3 separate regions of the Homo sapiens genome follow, and regions 2 and 3 are each linked to region 1. Evidence: chromatin contacts called from ENCODE Hi-C or POLR2A ChIA-PET data. All regions are on one chromosome and are shown on one strand. The core of a region is the stretch at or near the end of the contact, and the rest is flanking DNA. Distances in the headings are between cores, read along the strand shown.

Region 1 (2,700 bases), core at 77-2,576:
CAGATTTTTTTTTTAAAAAAGGATTTCCATAGATTGTATACCAATGACCAAATGTACTTTTGAAAGAGATAAGTACAGTCAAGTAAGAAAGATTATCATGTTTTAAAATGCAGAGTAGAACAGCATTTTTCCATTGCTTTTGTTATTGCTTAAGGTTTCATTTTTTGTTGTCGTTGTATGTGGATTGGGTTTAGATGAACCAAAAACAAGTCTGTGTTCAGATTAACCTCTGGCAAACCAAGAATCGTAACTACCCTCCCATAAACAAACCCTGTTCCTAATGCCCTGAAAATAACACCAAACCCTAATAGGAATGCTCAACTGTCATCTGAGAGGTTATAATTAACGCAGATAGAGTGATGCCAACATATTCCAGCCGCTGACAGAGAAGATCTATCCAAACCAGCAATTTTTAGCCCTTCAGTCCTTTAATCTTTAAGCTCACTGTGCTTTCATAAAGTAGTACATTAACACCAGAGCAGTGTGTCTCTGGGGTTTATGACTGGGGTGGCGGCACACTAGGGCATAAAGTGTTTCATTACACTTCCTTTTGTTAGTACTGCCCTATCTCCCAAGCTCCATTGCCATACACTATTTGTTCAGATAAAGCCCTATGTTCAGGGTGACTAATCGCAGCACTGTGTTCCAGATGGTTTGATTACAGGATGTGTTTAAAGTGACTCTTCAAACATTCAGCCCAGCGGTAGGGCTCTTTAAAAAAAAAACATACTGCATTTTATGGTCATGTGACAACACTTACTTTTCCTGTCCTAGTGCTCTATATATACTTGGCACAGGTAATGGGAAAGTCCCTCTGATTTTTGGCTGGCAGGTATTTTATGAGCAACCTTAGTTGTACATTTTAAATTTTCCCAAATAATTATATTTGAAGAAGGATCTGTCTGAAGGTTATAAGCTCCGAGGCTGGAACAGCGAAGCTTGTGCTATACAAGATTCAGCCTTTACAAAGTACCAGTATTGAATACCACAGAGTGACGACAACATAATAATGGGGGGAGGGAGTCCTGAACAAAGAAATGGTGATAAATCATACCTTGCACAATAGTCACGTTGTGTAAAAATGGAGGGTAATATGATATCTGAAATATATGAATTTTATCCTGTACTCATGAAATCAGCATATTGTGACATTTTGTCACCAATGTTTCACTAGAAAAAAATATATAAAAGGAAAGAAATGTGTAAACTTTCTTTTTTAAAGGCATATGGCATGAATGGGTTACCATTTGGTGTTATTCGAATGAGGTTTCTGTTTTCTGCCTGGATGCACATCAAATGCATCCAGATGTGGTAGTCTGAGAGAGTTCAAAAAAACTTCTGTCTGATTCCAAACTCAGCATTTGCGATGCTTGGCAAAGACTTCTGTCCCGGGGATGAGGCACTTTAAAGACTCTGAAGCAGTCTTTAAACTCAATACAAACAGAATTATGTCAATCCACTGGGAAATCAGGCATTTGCCCCGTTCTTGAGGAAACAGCTTCACAAATACCAGAAATAATAATTCATAAACCACATTTATAACATCTTGGGAGCAAAGCCTCTCCACAGAGAATGTCTATCATCTATAAAACTAGTGGGAGATTATGCTTATTGAAAAAGTATGGTAGTAATAAAAGGAAGTCACTGAGTAGGATTCAGTCTAGACTCTCTCTCTCGTCAGTCCTCGTGTAGTTAGTTCCTAGGTGTTTAATGAATTCTCACTATTAGGTAGCCACTGTGCCGCCAGGGGTTGTGGGTGCAGACACTGCTCCTATTTTCAAGGAGTGTCATCTAGTTGGAAGAGTTAGGCATACTGTGTATACAAGCAGAGTAAAATATTATGGGGGCCATGTATTACGGTAGGACAAATAGCCTTAAGTTCAGACCTGGGAAGTTCTCCTTGTCATTCAGGGTCCCAGATGAAGGAGACTCTGCCACCTTTATCCTGAGGACTTCGAGATCACAATAGCCATTTCCATTGCAGCCAGACAGAAAGGGATGAGAGGTTCTTATGGGCCAGGCCTGGAAGTGGCCCACATTCATCAGTTCTCTCACTTGCTTTCTGTAGGACTCAGTCACATGGCTGCATCGGACTGATAGGGAGGCTGAGAAGGAGTCTAGTTGTGAGCTCAGAAAGGGGAGGGAAACATGGCTCGTACGTTTCCATCAGGGCAAGAACTGTGTATGCAGTGCTGTGGGGATCCAGGAGAGAATGGCTGTCTTTTGGCAGTGTGCCTGGTATGCGTGTGTCTAGGGCAAGGATTCACAGAAGTGAGAACCTTTGCATTTGTCTCCATTTGCTTCTAATTCATTAGGAACTTTAACTTTCCCTAGGGATTTGGACTAAGGCATCTTCAAGGTTTCTTTTAGGGGAATTAAAAATGTGACATGAAGAACGGTTGAAGAAACTTGTCTAGGCTGGAGAGTAAAGAAGACATAGAGGCTGGGTGTGGTGGGTCACACTGTAATCCCAGCATTTTGGGAGGCTGACGGGGGAGGATTGCTTGAGGCCAGGAGTTCAAGACCACCCTGGGCAACATACTGAGAGCCCATCTCATTAAAAAAAAATAGGAAAAAGACAGTGAGCAGGAGGTGGGGAGAATGCCAACATGGTCATTATCCTTGCCTGGATGAAAGGCTGTTGAGTGGATGATGGGTGGACTGCATCTGCAGGGTATCAGGAGGCTCAGCCAGGACCAA
Region 2 (2,700 bases), core at 163-2,662, 310 kb after region 1:
CTGAGTTATTGCAATCTACTTAACATGAGGAGAACAAATTGTGAGTCAAATGTTCCTGTTTAATAACCTTACTCAGGGCAGAGAGAGCTGCTCAAGGTTGGCGTTAACTCTGCATGCGCTGCGCCAGCCAGGGTCCCAGAAAGGGCTGTGCAGACGTTGAAGCAATTCAGGTGGGTTTTCCATTAGGACTAAGGTACACAGAGAGGAAATTTAAAAGGGTCCATCTGGTAAAGGAAATAAACAATTTGTAAAATGGCTGTATGGTATTGAATATACTACCAAGACTCCCTCTGTGACTTACATTTCATCTTCCTTAGAATACATGTGTTTGGGCTTATTAAATCTTGTCTTCACCATAATACTGTATTCTTTTACGTTATTGGGGGAAGGGAAGAAATATTTGTCTGTTCTCTATTAGTCATTTGAACCTAGGTCAATTATTTCAGCCCAAGTACTATAAATACTTTCATTGAAAACTGATTCCTTTTCTCTACTTTCAAGATTATGCTTTACTTTAACACATGCAGAAAAGGATGGATTCATCTCATTCATGGGAAACAGATGAGGAATACATTTTCTGTGAATGCTATTTCAAAAAGTAAGTTAATTTTAAATATTTGTTTCTTAGCTGGCTCCTAGACATGCATTTGGGAGCATGTATGGAGGGCACATGTTTGAGGGTGAGTTAAAGTATTTCAACTGGGCAGTGGGAAAATGATTGTTTTTTTTTTGATGCTTATGACTTGAATATTGTTCTAAACATTTGCTTAATCAGGGCTCTAGAGTGAAGTTGTATTTGAACCTTAGCCAAACTGGAGCATCACATTTCTGTGCTACAGCACTTCGTTCACTAGCGCTCTACCCCATGCTCACCTCCGCCTCCCGCAGCAACAGGCACACGCATACACACATGCATGCACACAGTGCACGCTGGACGTGGGCTCTGACTCTTGAAGCCTTTACTCCTAAAGGTCATTTTTTCATTCTTTTCTTGACCCCAAGCCTGGAATTGCTGCTAGAAATCTACCCACAGAATCCAGAGATTTTACAGACATAGAATTAGAAAATAAAGGCATGCCAAACTATGTTTCTAAAAAATGTCCAGAACTGAATTAAGGCCACATAGTAATTTTTTTTTATTGGCATACTACCAATAGCTTCAAATTGGATTTCCCGAGCCAAGAATGTCCTTAAATGAAATGCAGTGTGCTAGGAAGGCTTTTAAGACCTTTTCACCTCAAAGTGCAAACCTCTGAATGGGGCCCAAGAAAGCAAAGTCTAGATTTGGCATGCCACTTAAACCATGATTAGTAGAGAGTATCAGCATACTAGAAATAGCTGTGTTTGTGAACCTCCTGTTCTTCAGCTCTTGACTGCCAGCCAAGCCCCAAATCAATCCCAGAGAATGAAAACTAAGATAATAATGAGAAAATGGACTTTTCATGCCAAAAACTCAGGAAAGCCTCTTATTCTCCATATGTTGACTTTAGAGCACATAACACAGAGAGCAGTGCCCCTGGCCTGCTGGTCCTGTCTTCAAGACAGTTTGCCATGGCACTATAGACATATTCTCCCTACTGTTCAGGTCTCAGTTTCCTTATCAGGAACCTGGGAGCAATTGTGCTAATGTCCTCATGTGGAGCATAACACATTTCTTATACCTATATACTGGTGGATATTTTGGGGAATAACGGTTTTTTTTTTTTAGTAGATATTAAGCCTCACTCCAGCTCTGAGTTAGTATGCGGCAGAATTGATTTTTTTCTTTCCTTTGAAATATGTCCTTGTGCATTACTTGACAAGCTGTTGTGAAATGCTTAGAAAGCTCTCTTTTGTTTTGAGGCTGTACTTGCTTGGGTCTGCATCTGAACTGGGTGGGGATGGACGCACTTAACTTTTCCTTCCTACATAGCTGGGTGGGCGTTTACTGGCTGCTGCTATTTGTTATGAAGAATCAGCCATAAATCAGTACTCATTTTCCATTTTTTTCTTATTGATGAAATTGCTGTAGGAAAATGGCTTGTCTCCCAAGCTCCTGGAGCTCTGCAGGACTGAAAGCTGCGTACAATAAAAGTTGTTTTGACAGAAAACTGACCAAACGTGACAATGGACAGAGGGGAAACACAGAAGGGCGGGGAAGGAGGTGTACTTGCTTGTCTGTTTTGAGCCAAGGAGCTCTCTCTCTTTTTTTCTTTGTTAAATTACTTTTTCATATGAAGGACACAAAGGGAATGGCTCCTACTGGCAGCCAGAAGGCAGAAAACAAACCCTTTGAAATTTCTAATTTGTTTATAGATGGTCCTCCAGGAGCCACTGGAAAATAATTTTGTCTGCCAGAGACAGCGAACAGCTACCCGAGGGTGTTGTGCTGAAAAAAATGACTCTCTAGTTTTGGTCTTTGAATGTCTTATTGTTCAACACTCAGTAGTTGTTCTGAAATCAGTCATCTGATTTCAAATGACTGATTTCAGAGAAAGAAAATGAAAGAAAAATCTCTTCCCTATCCTCTGGCCTGAGTTTCTAGGAAAGGTGCTTAAAAATTTTTTTATTTTGATGTGAGTTTAAACTGTGTGTTGATTAATTTTTGAACGACACAAAGGTTTGTTAATCTTGCTTCCTAACATGTCTTTTTCTCTCTGGGGGAGGATGTTAATTTTCATGGATACTTTCTGGACCAGTCACTTCGCACAGTTCAAAAGA
Region 3 (2,700 bases), core at 181-2,680, 490 kb after region 1:
TACCTGTGGGTTTTTATTTTCTACATTGAATTCTTACTCTTATCTGATTTCCTGTTAGTTTACTTCTACATTTTCTGTTAGACCATAAGCAGGGCTGTGCATTGCCCAACTCCAGGCAGACCCCTCACATTGTTGTCTATGTGGATGTTGTTCCTGGAGTGAGACAGGGTAAACCTGCCAGCCTCACACAGTGAGCTTGGTAACAGAAGCTCCTGGTAAATGCTGTTATTCCTAGTACCTAAAACAGTGCCTGACACACAGCAGGTGCTCCAAATATATTGCTAGAAAATGAACTCTTAAATTTAATGGTTTCTAGAGGCCTAGGGGAGCTAGAGAATGTATTTTAGCTGTAATCTTTTCCATTTCTATTGCTCTGGTGTGTTCCTCCAAAGAAAACCTATATTTAAAATAGTAAATATGACTAAATTTCTGATATAAATTACAAAGAAAGGAATCAATCATTTACCTGAATTGCTTAAGAAATTGCTTAAGGCTAATATGCTCATGTTACTGATAGTTTAATTTTAATGATTATAGGAAGAATTTTTTAAAAATCTTTTTCATTAACATTTGTATTTGTATATTAATCATAAATAACTAATGTGCTACCAGTATGGGATATTACCCATCTCTATAAATCTTTTGGGATAAGACCACTTTGCTAGGTAGATTAGATTTCACAATAATTTATATGAGTCTTTGAACTGAAAAATATTCCTCATTCTCAAACATTAAATATGCTGATGAGAAGTCATAACACATTTTATTTAAAAGGAAATATAACATTTTCTTCCAAAAATTCAAGCAAACGCAATCATATAGATAAATGAAGAAAATCTGAATTTGTGAACTAAAAATTAAGATGACCAGGATTATAAAATTTAAAATAGATTCTCCATCATATATCATACATTTATTCAGTTTTAGTATAAAGATCCTGCATAGGAAGTATTTAAACACTGCAGGGTTAGGTTTTCCTCACTGTGACTCATCTTTGGACTCAAGGATGAATGTACACGAGAGCTTTGGTCAGATTAGGTGAACGTGGTCTATTTGATTAGTAATTGATCCTGCGTGCATGTCACATTCCCTGGAATTGATAACAACCACAAAAAAGCCAACCCCTTTGCCTTCAAACCCACCTATGAAATAAAAATGCTGCAGCTAGTGTGTTTTTTAAAAATAGACATTTTATTACACTGCAGCGTTTCCTCCTTTTTCTCTGTGGTATCATTTGAAGTCTGTTTTTTAAAACAGAAGTTGAACAAATGAATCCTTCTGTCCTCACTTTCAGTTGTCAGCAGTGCTTCAGTGTGAGATGAAATAAATTGCCAAGCCCTTTCATCTTCTATAATCAGCTCTGCACAGCTGAGTACACCCACAGCCCTGCATGCCGCCTCTGCCAGCGCTGATTCTATGTGGAACAGGAAGTCTTTGTTAGTGCCACATTTCCAACGCTCTACACAGGAGTGGGTTTATTTTGCTTCCCTCCTTCCTTTCTTGCTCCCTTGCCTCTTCCACCTCCTTTCTCCCTGCCTGCACAGCTGACGTGCAGTTCATTTCCTGTAGGAAAGAAGTTTGGGGGGATTGACATTATTTTTTTTAAAAAGATATGTCTGAGGTAGGTTTTTTCCATCCTGCAACACAATCATGCGTATCATTCCTTTAGTCATGTACAAATTGATGAGCATTACAAATGGGAAGTTATTTGGAGAAGTCCTAAACAATGCCTTTACTAGGTCAAGATGTTATTTTATTTTGTTTTGCTTTATTTTATTTTACTTATTTTATTTTATTTTTTAGAGACAGAGTCTCACTCTGTCACCCAGGCTGGAGTGCAGCGGTGCGATCTTGGCTCAGTCTCCCAAGTAGCTGGGATTACAGGCTCATGCCACCACTCGTGGCTAATTTTTGTATTTTTACAAAATTTCACCATGTTGGCCAGGCTAGTCTCCATTTCCTGGCCTCATGTGATCCGCTCGCCTTGGCCTCCCAAAATGCTGGGATTACAGGTGTGAGCCACCATGCCTGGCCCAAATGCTTTATTTTTAAAAGCAGAGAAGCAGCACATTTATAACACCAAGGATATCCACAGAGATTTACTTATCACATTCCAGGTTTTATATTTCTAGCACCCAAACTACGTGGACTTCTATTAGGGAACAAAGCAGGGCATAACAGGTTGGTGTAGGGGCTACAAACAAATATCTGCTAGTTATTGCTAGTTTTCATTGTTCTTGTTTTCTGCCATGAACCCGAGTTCCTTTCAAGATCGTCCTTCCTTTAGTCCATGTACTTCTGGTGGGGCTACCAGTCCCTGATTTCTCCTTTTCTGCATCTTCTTCCTCCTTATCCCCACTACCATCATTCTGCTCTTCATCATAGTTGTCAGCACGGTGGTTATTAGGTGTCAGGTGCTAGTCTTAATGCCTTACATGTATAAACTCAGTTTAATCCGTTTGGCACAGTTTGGCTAAATGATTTGCCTAATGTCACGCAGCTAGTTAAGTGGTGAAAGTGAGATCCAAACCTGGGTATTGTGTCTCCAGACTTCTGTTCTTATCTAGTTCACAATAGTGCTGCTCTAAGGGTGGGCAGATGACTTACTTGTACCCTACCTGCCTGGAAACAAAGATTAGTCCAAGGCTGGGCACATGGTCCAAGAGAAGGGAGATGGTATGGGTAGAAGTTGCACATTTT

The links. A loop is a pair of places that touch in the nucleus more often than their neighbours do. ChIA-PET counts read pairs that join two places held with the same protein, here RNA polymerase II (POLR2A). Pooled maps may share reads with other maps.
Region 2: a map of heart right ventricle shows a loop between it and region 1 (4-fold over the local background). The contact joins two enhancer-like sites. A Hi-C loop is called at or near these places in 2 of 168 maps with a recorded cell type or tissue (heart right ventricle and right cardiac atrium) and 5 of 50 pooled maps. POLR2A ChIA-PET finds 5 or more read pairs at or near these places in 1 of 52 experiments (OCI-LY7).
Region 3: a map of OCI-LY7 shows a loop between it and region 1 (3-fold over the local background). The contact joins two enhancer-like sites. A Hi-C loop is called at or near these places in 1 of 168 maps with a recorded cell type or tissue (OCI-LY7), 2 of 37 single-sample maps with no recorded cell type and 4 of 50 pooled maps.

What each region holds. Positions count from the first base shown.
Region 1 is chr5:124,654,062-124,656,761 of GRCh38, reverse strand. All of the region lies in intron 3 of ZNF608 (zinc finger protein 608), which reads left to right. Among named protein-coding and RNA genes, the nearest start is that of ZNF608, 91 kb to the left of the region's middle. Within about 2 kb of position 1,326, at least 19 of the 41 ENCODE cell types and tissues checked have a DNase peak (open chromatin) inside an H3K27ac peak, as active enhancers do; they include OCI-LY7, where a contact is called at or near this core.
Region 2 is chr5:124,340,928-124,343,627 of GRCh38, reverse strand. All of the region lies in intron 4 of LINC01170 (long intergenic non-protein coding RNA 1170), which reads left to right. Among named protein-coding and RNA genes, the nearest start is that of LINC01170, 96 kb to the left of the region's middle. Within about 2 kb of position 1,412, at least 7 of the 41 ENCODE cell types and tissues checked have a DNase peak (open chromatin) inside an H3K27ac peak, as active enhancers do.
Region 3 is chr5:124,161,666-124,164,365 of GRCh38, reverse strand. All of the region lies in intron 4 of LINC01170 (long intergenic non-protein coding RNA 1170), which reads left to right. Among named protein-coding and RNA genes, the nearest start is that of LINC01170, 280 kb to the left of the region's middle. Within about 2 kb of position 1,430, at least 5 of the 41 ENCODE cell types and tissues checked have a DNase peak (open chromatin) inside an H3K27ac peak, as active enhancers do; they include OCI-LY7, where a contact is called at or near this core.